3 separate regions of the Homo sapiens genome follow, and all the other regions are linked to region 2. The links are chromatin contacts, found by Hi-C in ENCODE. All regions are on one chromosome and are shown on one strand. The core of a region is the stretch at or near the end of the contact, and the rest is flanking DNA. Distances in the headings are between cores, read along the strand shown.

Evidence for each region. A loop is a pair of places that touch in the nucleus more often than their neighbours do. Pooled maps may share reads with other maps.
Region 1: a loop to region 2 is called in a pooled map, with 23 times the contacts of the local background. The contact joins the promoter of COMMD9 here to the promoter of IMMP1L in region 2. A Hi-C loop is called at or near these places in 7 of 50 pooled maps.
Region 3: a map of B cell shows a loop between it and region 2 (10-fold over the local background). The contact joins the promoter of TRIM44 here to the promoter of IMMP1L in region 2. A Hi-C loop is called at or near these places in 2 of 168 maps with a recorded cell type or tissue (B cell and CD8-positive, alpha-beta T cell) and 7 of 50 pooled maps.

Annotation. Positions count from the first base shown.
Region 1 is chr11:36,287,245-36,290,978 of GRCh38, forward strand. COMMD9 (COMM domain containing 9) reads right to left here and starts at 2,180. Exons shown (of 6, transcript NM_014186.4): 1 at 2,118-2,180. The coding sequence starts at 2,168. RefSeq lists enhancers at 1,542-2,244, 2,081-2,330.
Region 2 is chr11:31,507,463-31,511,153 of GRCh38, forward strand. IMMP1L (inner mitochondrial membrane peptidase subunit 1) reads right to left here and starts at 2,160. Exons shown (of 6, transcript NM_001304274.2): 1 at 2,057-2,160. ELP4 (elongator acetyltransferase complex subunit 4) reads left to right here and starts at 2,305. Exons shown (of 10, transcript NM_019040.5): 1 at 2,305-2,545. The coding sequence starts at 2,323. RefSeq lists enhancers at 2,298-3,187, 2,320-2,609.
Region 3 is chr11:35,661,254-35,664,631 of GRCh38, forward strand. It overlaps TRIM44 (tripartite motif containing 44), which reads left to right and starts at 1,522. Exons shown (of 5, transcript NM_017583.6): 1 at 1,522-2,527. The coding sequence starts at 1,859. RefSeq lists enhancers at 1,179-1,498, 1,710-2,210 and a silencer at 1,539-1,918.

The DNA.
Region 1 (3,734 bases), core at 930-3,429, 4.8 Mb after region 2:
TACTACATACTATGTATATCGCGTAGTATGTATACTACATACTATGTATATCGCGTAGTATGTATACTACATACTATGTATATCGCGTAGTATGTATACTACATACTATGTATATCGCGTAGTATGTATACTACATACTATGTATATCGCGTAGTATGTATACTACATACTATGTATATCGTGTAGTATGTATACTCTATATTATATACATACTATACATAATAGTATATATACTATATTATGTATAGTTCCGCAGAATCCTGCAGAACTGAGGGAAACTGAGTAAAGGATAAATGGGATCTCTCTATATTATTTCTTACAACTACATATGGATTTATAATTATCTCATAATAAAAAGTCTAAGTATTTTTTTAAAAAAAGAAAAGAAAGTACACAGGACAGTAGCAATGAAAATCAATGAACTACTGCTACATAATGGTGAGCAAAAGAAGCCAGGCATAAAAAAAAAGTATATGCTGTATTATTCCATTTATGTTAAGTTCAAACATGGGCAATATTAAATGAATTGTATCAGAAGCAAACATAGAGGTTACCATTGGGGAAGAAAGTGAGGAAGCAAAGAAAGGGCGAAAGGGGGACTTCTGGGGTACTGGTAACATTTCATTTTTTGACTTTGGTGGTGGTTACATTGGTGTGTAATAAATCATTTAACTGTAAATGTATGGTTTATGCACTTTTCTGTATGTATACTACACACTAATCTTTTAAAGTTTTTAAAAGAAAAGAGTGCATAAGACCAACAGGTATAGGGGCGGGGGTAGGTACAGAGCAGCCAAAATGAAGGTGAAAAGGCACTGGGTTGGGAGCTGAGAGCCCTAGATTGCCAGTCCCAGCTCTGTTACTTCATTTATTAATTCATTTAACAGCTATTTACTGAGCACGTGCTGTGTGCCAGGTATTATTGTTCTACTTATTGGGCATTAACACTTGTGAACAAAAGAGTAGATCCCCTTAGGAGTGGAGAATGCTAATGAACACTGAGAAGGCAATTAAAAAATAAATAAGTAAAACAAAACAGAGACTATTACATGGACCGATGATGATGATGTGCCATAAATTGAGGAGAGTAACTCAACCCTCTTCACCTGGTGTTTAAAAAAAAAAAAAAAGAGAGAGGAAGAAAGGAAAGGTCCCTGATGGATCTTACATTCTTATGAGACAGACGGACAACGGGCAAATAGCTAGCGACAAGTTCTACGAAGGAAAATAAAGCTGCCCTTTCTCCTACAGGGCAAATCATAAGTTAAATAATTCCGGCCAGGCGCGGTGGCTCACGCCTGTAATCCCAACACTTTGGAAGGCGGAGGCGAGTGGATCACGCGGTCAGGAGTTCAAGACCAGCCTGGCCAAGATGTTGAAACCCCGTCTCTACTAAAAATACATAAATTTGCCAGGCTTGGTGGCGGGCGCCTGTAATCCCAGCTACTCGGAAGGCTGAGGCATAGAATTGCTTGAACTCGGGGGGCGGAGGTTGCAGTGAGCCGAGATTGCGCCACTGCTCTCCAGCCTGGACAACAGAGCTAGACTCCGTCTCAAATAATAATAATACTTCATTTGAGCTTTACAAAGCCCTATGAAGTAGGTCCCTTTCAACCTCACAACTTTTCAAATGATTATCAGGAGTATGTCCTGCCCCTTTCGCAGGTCAAAGAGAGTAGGGAAAATCTGGACCTCAAGGGAACATTGAACGCACAGGTCATTCGGAGGGCTGGGCAGACGCAGTAGGAGATAATTTCTTAATTGTGCAATGCAGGAGGGGCTACGGGATGAAATGGGGAACTGACAACGTGGGTCTAGCAATTACCACTTCAATGCACCAATACCGAAAACCAATCCCAAAGACTAATAGCAGGAGGTTGTACTGCGCCTTCATGCCCATTATTTTATTTTTTTTTATCTTACGTTCCTGTCAAAACGATATTTTGTTCTTACTTTTTAAAAGCTCAGAAAGACGCAACGATTTGCCTGGGATCACACAGAGAACAAGCAGCAGAGTTGTGGCTCCAAACCAGGGTCAATTTGTTCCCAATTCCTGCTCCGTCTAAAGTCTCGGAGACAAAGGGCCACCTCACGCTGTCCCCACCCCTTCGACTTACCTTGAGCAGGCTCTGGAGTGCTGCAAAATGCTCCGCTGTCAGGGCAGCCATCTTGCCGAAGTCACATGACCGTGGCACCCAGGGAAGCGAGGTCACGTGGCTGTCGCTGTTGTCGCGGGGCCTGCCGGGGGCTGTAGTCCTTCAGAGTGGGGGAAGGCGTTTCGGTTGTGGTGCTGCGGCAGTGAGCGCGGATCAAGACGGACGCGGCGGCTGGATGACTAAACCCCGAGACTCTAGAACCAAAGGACTAGGGGGACCAGGGCGGAGGATGGTTTACTCGGGGAGGAAATTGGCTTGACTTGTCTACTTACCAAGTCAGGGAAACAGGTTTTCCCTTGACCCATGTGGGTGGGCTGGCGCACTTGGGGAATGCACCTGCAAGCTTGGCAGGCGCCTTGGAAACGTAGTTGTTCAGGAGTGATCGGCGTACCAGTGTTTGGAATGAAAATGAGGCTGTGCATATCGGGCTTCTTGGAATTGACACACACACATGCACACATCCTGTCTTGAATGTAAAATTACTTCTGCGTATATAGTTTTTCAGCCTATGTAGTAGGTTGGAGCTGGTATTATTAGTATTATCCAGATTGGGAAATAATCATTTAGGGTTTTTAGTAACTTTCCCATAGTCATAGAGAAGATCTGATTACAAGAGCAGGTGAGGAAGTGTTTGGGAGAGGGGACAAGAGAGGAATGGAATGAAAGCTACTACCTAGCTAGGTTCTTGTTATACGGGGGTGAGATGGGGGAGGAGGTTAATGGAAATGATTTAGTTCATTTATTCAAAAAGGTAATTATAATGAATATAATTGTAAAGAGTGATTTTGCACTGGCAGTACTGGACTCTGATTTGCCCTGTTCTCAGAGACCGTACATCAAAACAGACATTTCCTTTATCTACCTTTAGTATTTGGGTGGCTCTTTTCTTTTCCTACCCTCCACTTTTTTTTAAGCAAATTCCAGCTCAAAAAATGGGTTCTGATATATTCGAGCTTAAGAAAGAATGCCCATTTGTGAAATTCCAGAAATTGGTAAGCTGCTAAGGACATTTGTTCCTTTGTCTCCTCTCCTCCCCCTTCCCCTTCCCCGACTCCATTTTCTGTGGGGATGTTGTCAAGGCCCAGGAAACCAAAAATCAAATTGTCTAAGGAGGAACCCATTCCTGGATTAGAAGATTTTAGAACCATTTTGTCACAGGGTCCTGATTCTAGCTCTCTTTCTTGGCCTCTCTTTTCCATGAACCCTCATGGCCTGATTCCTGGTTTCTGTTATAACTCAATGTAGGTTCTAGGTTTAACTCCTGCCTGTATCTATAGGGCTGGGCCCATTGTCTTGGGTTAATTGAATATTTGTTAAATAAACAACCACCCAAAAAAGTGATTAGACTAAGATGAAATTTTGTGACTTATTTGAGGATATTGCCTTGGTATTTGCAGGATTGTGCCTTCTTGTCTTACTTTAGAGTAATGAGGAGTGTGGTCACCAGCCTTCAAGATGGCCCTCAATGATCCCAGCCTCCTGGTGTTCACAACCTAGTGTAGACACCTCCCACCATGTACCAGGATTGGTATGCATGACCAATAGCAAATGGTGGGTGTGAATGGCATATCACTTCTG
Region 2 (3,691 bases), core at 910-3,409:
GGAAATCTAAAGGGTTAAGTAAATACAGTAGGAAACAAGGGAATATGTAATACAGAAGCCTATAAAAACGAATTATACCATTATGTTAAGTGAAATAAGTCAGACACAGAAAGACAAATATCACATGATCTTACTCATAGGTGGAATCTAATAGTTCATCGCACAGAGAGTACAATGGTGTTTACCAGAGGCCAGGATGGTTGGCAGGGGGGATGGGGAGAATTTGGTCAAAGATACATAATATCAGTTAGATAGGAGGAATAAATTTCAAGAAATCTATTATATAACATGAATTTATAGCAAGCTGACTATAGTTAATAATCATATATTGTATTCTTTAAAAAAATGTAAACAGTGTAGATGTTATGTACTCTTACCACAAAAATGATAACTATGTGAGGTAATGCATTGCTAATTAGCTAGATTTAACGATTCCGGAATGTACATACACTTCATAGCATCATGAGGTACACAAAACAATGCCATCTGTCAAAAAATAATAATTATATGTAGCATTTCAAAAAGTTCACAGCATCAAAAATATTTGTAGGGGTGGGGGGACAGAGAGCATCAGGAAGAATAGCTAATGGATGCTGGGCTTAATACCGAGGTGGTGGGTTGATCTGTGCAGCAAACCACCACAGCACACGTTTACCTATGTAACAAACCTGCACATGAAGCCCAGAACCTAAAACAAAAGTTGAAGAAAAAAAAAATTCAAGACGTTTCTATCTGATATTGGACTGCTTTGTCACTTTTTCTTTTGGTCTTCCTAGTGCTTATTTACTACAGGATAAAATTAGCACATGCTATTTAATGTGTTCATTTTAAGTACTATGTTGTTTTCTATGTGTTAATTTTATCTCCTCCAGGTGAGACCATTTTTATTACCATAGGTCTAAAATGACAAGATTAAGTCCAAACAGACAGTAATCACTCAACAGCTATTTATTGAGTAACTTAAAGATTCAATATGAAAGCAACCTTGATCAAAGCTTTCCAGTTGATATATTGTGAAACAGGGTTTTTTCCTAAACATGATTCTAAAAAACAAGCAAACAAACAAAAATCCTCCCCAAATGAAAAACTCCAGTCACTATTTAGCAATACTAATTTCAATTTATCAAACAGAATCAGCCCAAAAATTTCAACAGGTCAGTGAGATTTAAAACAATTCGATGGCAAGAATTTCAATGAGGTTTGGCTCTAATTAAAAGGTATCACAGATCACTGTCAAAGTCAATAACTCAGTAGTGCGGTAATGATTTGGGAGTCCTTTTCAATTTAGACATTTGTCAATCATGATTGCCTTTAAACATCAGTTACCCACTGTCCCTGCTCAGTTTTGAAAAAAAAATTAAATACAAAAATACAACTCAAAATACATGTTTTTTCCACACATAAAATTGGTATTTTAGTAATAAACTCTCGATTCAGGGTTCATAAAATAAAGTAGGTATACTTCTAATTCTTCCTAGCAGTTTTTTGGGGGAAAGAAACCCTAAGTATTTTCTGTTATTTGCAGCTGCTTTAACAGCAAACGACAATTAAATGTGTGAACAAGGTTGTCAGAGTAACACTTGTCATTTACACCGCTTAGGAAAGACATCCAAGACTTCCAGAAACACTAATTAAAATTAACAAAAGCTTCTTATCGGAACTTGTCAGAGAGCTATAGTTTGTCAGACACAGGAAAACCAGATAGCCTCAAAGTTCAAGAGTTTTCGCTCTAAGGTTTAATTCCAAACCACCTACCACTAGGCACTAACGAACTAAGCCCAGACGCTCAGCAACCAACTCATTAAGGTAAGAGATCCCATCCTTTCCATATAACACAAAATTAAGAAAAAGACATCGTGGGGAAGGCGGAGTGAATTTTCTATCAGAAATCAGAAGATAAATGAGCAGGAAAAAAGTCTATCCTCACACACAGCGGAGAAAGGTGCTAGCAATTGCTTGATAAGCCCTAAGGGTTTATTGTTTCACCAACCTTTTCTTTAACTCAATGTGAATGAAGGCACTCAAAAGGAGAAGAACGTTACGTGATATTACCTACCTCGGGCCCCAAAGAACCCTGGAGACCCTCAACCAGGACACAGGTGGGCCTTTCTCACCTGGGCCCCGCCGAAGTCGACCGTCCTTTCGTAGGGCGCACTTTTCAGCAATACGCCTTCCGATTGGTTGGCTCGGGACTGACGTCTCAGTCCTATTGGTTACGAGAGCCGCGGTTGGGGCGAGGAGGCGGGAGTTTGGCACTGGTTCTGATAGGACGGGTGTTTGCGTTCCCAGAGTTCCTATTGGGTTAACACTGGAGGCTCTAAGATGGCGGCAGTGGCAACCTGCGGTAGTGTTGCCGCGAGTACTGGGTCTGCAGTGGCGACAGCCAGCAAGAGCAACGTCACCAGTTTCCAGAGGAGGGGTCCTAGAGCCAGCGTGACCAACGACAGCGGCCCTCGACTGGTGTCCATTGCGGGCACGCGACCGTCGGTGCGGAATGGACAGCTGCTGGTATCAACCGGGCTCCCAGCCCTAGACCAGCTCTTAGGTCGGTTCAGAGCGGAGATCTGGGCTCAGCCGAGGGGAAACTTAGGGAGGGGACCTGTCGGGGAAGCCACTTTGACCCCACATCTCTTTCTGACCCCTAAACCTTCGGAGGAGGAGAGAATAGCCTGGTCTGATTGAGATGGAGGGGAATACGGGTTGTGTGGAGACTTCTGAGCGCTGTTAACTAAACATGTTTTAGTGCCCTCGCTCTCTATTTCATTCCCTGCCCTCCAACCCCTTTTCATATTACGGAGGAATTCGTACATGCTTTTTACCCTGAAATGCTTTCTAGTCAAGGGAAGACATTAATTTATGGAGATGGTTTGGCTTTCATTCAGGATACCTCCCTTCTGCTTTCTCCAGGCAGCTCACGGTTTAGACCAGCCTGCAAAAGTTTTTATAATTGTGAGAGACAGACTTCATTAGAAGATGCTGGAAAAAAATGATTTCCCCTCTTTGACCGTCAGACTGCCTGTTCTCTGGTTCTAAATCTTAAAACATTTTGGCTTTAAGAGAGCGAATGTTAAAGGCTTATGTTGACACATAATCCTTATAAAGTATTTTGAGCCTGTCGTTGATATTTAGATAGTGTCTGCGTTAAATCTGTGTATATATTTTTTATTTTTTCTATATACATTTTGCTTCCCAGTATTGATTGCTGCTACATTCCATACGACATCTTTAAATTTAACTCACATTTTAACGAGAAAAGTCTAGTTCTTAGGCTTTCCTTTAAAATCTCTGGAATTTTTTATGAGAAGCCTGCTGAAGAATATGCTTGTTTCATAACTGTTATATTCAAAGGAATGACCAGATTAAGTTGGTAGGACAGATTTGCTGTGTTAATAAAGCTTCTAGATTAATTTCTGAATGCTGTTTCATTAAAACCCCGTCTGTGTTTACATAACTTTTTTCATAGTGTGTGATATGTGTCTGTTAAATCTTGTACACTTTCATAAAATATAACTCATTGCTTGTTCTTGTACTTCGTTTGACATTTCTTTCGGTTATTTTCCCCTCAAAGTAGGCTTTTCATAGGTTTAGTGCAGAGAAAGTAAGAAGACCAGCAACCTATGAGAAAGAGTATGGCTTCTTGATTCTCTCATTTCATTTTCCGGTTATTTCTAGATAAGTTTAAGTATTTTTC
Region 3 (3,378 bases), core at 272-2,771, 4.2 Mb after region 2:
TTTCCAGAGAAATGAGCTGGGGGAAAACAGAAATGTGTATGGAATTGGAACAAAATAAACCTGATTTTTTTCAACATTGTATAGAATTGTTCTGAGGTTAAAAAGAAAGGTTTCTAAAAAATAAATATCTAACAAAAGCTGCACAAAGATTAGGCATACATTATCCATGGAGACATTAAAAACTATTAAAAAGGTTTTTTTACCCCACCTCATCCCCTGGTATGTTTGAGGAAAGCATCTGGAAATTCTAACTCAAAATCATCTAAGGGAATCAATGTAAAACAGACACCATTCCATCCCCTTTCATCCTTCTTAATACACCTCAGCCTCTCCCTTGACTAGATAAAAACGTAATTTTCCCTCTCCCAAATACAGTGCAAAACAAAAACTCTTCTGTGAATGGAGAGACATGGATATGGGGTAGAGGTGGAGACTTGCCTACATTACCAGCAGCCAGCCGAAAATGCCCTGTGTGTGTAAAATATGTTCCTTCAAAGGGGCATTGTGAGCACTAAATATAATTTGTGCCAAAAATAATAATGAAAGCTTAGTGAATACTCTACAGTGCAGGCATCGTTACATTTAATCCACAAAACTACCCCATGAGGTAGATATTTACCGTTCTTTTCACTTAACATCTTTTTTAAAAAGCGGAAAACAGAATGATGAATTAACTTGTCCATGGTCATAAAACTGATAGGTAGTGGCACCAGGATTTGGGGACCATCGGGCAGAGGATCTTCCAAAACCGGCTTTTAAAGAGCCACAAAAAGATGTAGCCGGGTTCTTGGCACTACAGTACTGCTTTATAAACAACAGTTCCCTTCTTTTCTCTTAGAGCCCAGTGGGAATCTAGAGGGACACCTTACATAAAGGAAAATGACTGCAACCTGGACCTGTCACTCGACAAATACTGCCTCTCCCCACCTCACTTCACCTGACGTCTCTGCCCAACCGAAGGCAGCTCTCAGAAAACCGCACAGAGGTTACCACCCCAGAAATTCTGAGATCCTAGGAGGTAGCAATGCAAATAGACAAAGCACAGTATTGCTTTGGATCGAAAATATTTGTTTGCTCATCCTAACTCCAATTCCCCTAGCCTAGAACAAACATAGCCCTTCCGCACTCAGGAAATCCCAAGAGGTCAGGTTCAGTCTGGTAAACAACACTGTCCGGGCACCTTGCAGAACACTGGGGACTGTGACGGGCGGCGACAAATTGGCACAAGAGAGACTGAAATGCACAGGGACACCAGCCTAGTGGCCGTGAAAACTCAAGTTGACACTTCCAGGGAGGGAATGGGGGAGGTGGAGCCCAATTCCTGCTTCTGGAGAGAGTAAGAGACTTCCTCCATCCTCCTTCTCCCTCCTCCTCCTCCAAGGCACGCTGAGATTTGGAGCGGAGGAGCTGAGCCCCGCGGGAAAAGCAGAAAAGGGTCATTGCCACTTTAAATGACTCAGGAAGTAAAAGGAGGCCTCCTGACGGGGAAAGGGAAAGTGGAACCGGGGCGGCGCGGGGGCCGGCGGCTGCCGCGATCTCTCCCTGGTAGCGGGAGGCTGAGCGGGCGGCGCGACGCGGGGGCCGACGGGGGCGCCGGGTGGCCGCGCCGGAAGTGCCTTGCGCGGCAGAGGAAGCGCAGGGACAGAGCGGAGCAGGCCGAGCCGGCGGAAAGGGTCTTTGCTGCTGCGCCCGGGCAGGGGCTGCCGCGGCCCCAGGTCCCGCTTCGAGACGCGGCGCGGTCCAGGCGGGAGGCGACTCCCTAGGAAGGGACCCGGGGCGGGAGGAGGAAGTGAGGCCGCGCGGAAGGAAGGCGGCGAGCCCCGGGGCCCCGAGGCCTTGGCCGCGTCACAGCACCCACATGGCCTCTGGAGTGGGCGCGGCCTTCGAGGAACTGCCTCACGACGGCACGTGTGACGAGTGCGAGCCCGACGAGGCTCCGGGGGCCGAGGAAGTGTGCCGAGAATGCGGCTTCTGCTACTGCCGCCGCCATGCCGAGGCGCACAGGCAGAAGTTCCTCAGTCACCATCTGGCCGAATACGTCCACGGCTCCCAGGCCTGGACCCCGCCAGCTGACGGAGAGGGGGCGGGGAAGGAAGAAGCGGAGGTCAAGGTGGAGCAGGAGAGGGAGATAGAAAGCGAGGCAGGGGAAGAGAGTGAGTCGGAGGAAGAGAGCGAGTCAGAGGAAGAGAGCGAGACAGAGGAAGAGAGTGAGGATGAGAGCGATGAGGAGAGTGAAGAAGACAGCGAGGAAGAAATGGAGGATGAGCAAGAAAGCGAGGCCGAAGAAGACAACCAAGAAGAAGGGGAATCCGAGGCGGAGGGAGAAACTGAGGCAGAAAGTGAATTTGACCCAGAAATAGAAATGGAAGCAGAGAGAGTGGCCAAGAGGAAGTGTCCGGACCATGGGCTTGATTTGAGTACCTATTGCCAGGAAGATAGGCAGCTCATCTGTGTCCTGTGTCCAGTCATTGGGGCTCACCAGGGCCACCAACTCTCCACCCTAGACGAAGCCTTTGAAGAATTAAGAGTAAGTATTGGGCCTTCAGAGCATAAACCTAGGGGTCAGGACACCTGGGTTTCAACTCAGGTGGCCTGGCTGTGACCACATTCGCTTTCACTGTGTCCCTAAGAAGCTAGTCTTTCCAACTTTTTGGGAGCAGTTCTTATTCACCGTTTTTGGTTGAACTCTTTTGAGAATCTGATGAAAGTTCTGGACTCTGACCTGAGAAAATACACACAAAATCTAGTATACAATTTCTAGAAAATTGCAAGTTTCTGGTCTGTGGATCCCAGGTAAAGCATTTCTTGGGAGTTTTGACCCCACTTAGGCCAATTTCCACAGCATCACTATTGTTGAAACTGGTGCTTTGTGCTAGGGCTCTTGATAAGGCAATCTTTTTGCCTACTTGAAAACATGGGAAATAGGATTTTGCCACATGAATCCAAGCAAGTGATACGTCTGCATTGAAAAGACTAACAAAATAGTTTTAATAGTAACTTCATATGTGCCCCGAGTTCATTTTAGATTCTTCGTGTTTGAAACTTAGTAGAAAAGGAGGGTAAGAAGATGGAGGCCAAATTGGGGTGGGAGTGGAAGTTCCCATGTCCTCTGTCTGGATCTTTGTCTGTCGTGGACCTTACTGGTCCCCCAGAACAGTGGACACTTCGGAAATATTTGTTGAATGAATGAATTTGCAGACGATGCACCTTTTATTCATATTGTGGATGTTTACTATCATTGAGAGAAACTGCTGGTGTTAATCGGGGAGGGAGGGGGAAATTTTGAGTGGAGTGATCAGTTCATTAAGTAATCTGTATTAGTGAACATTGTCATATTATGATGACTTTTGCTTCCCTGAATAGGGAATAGCTGGCATT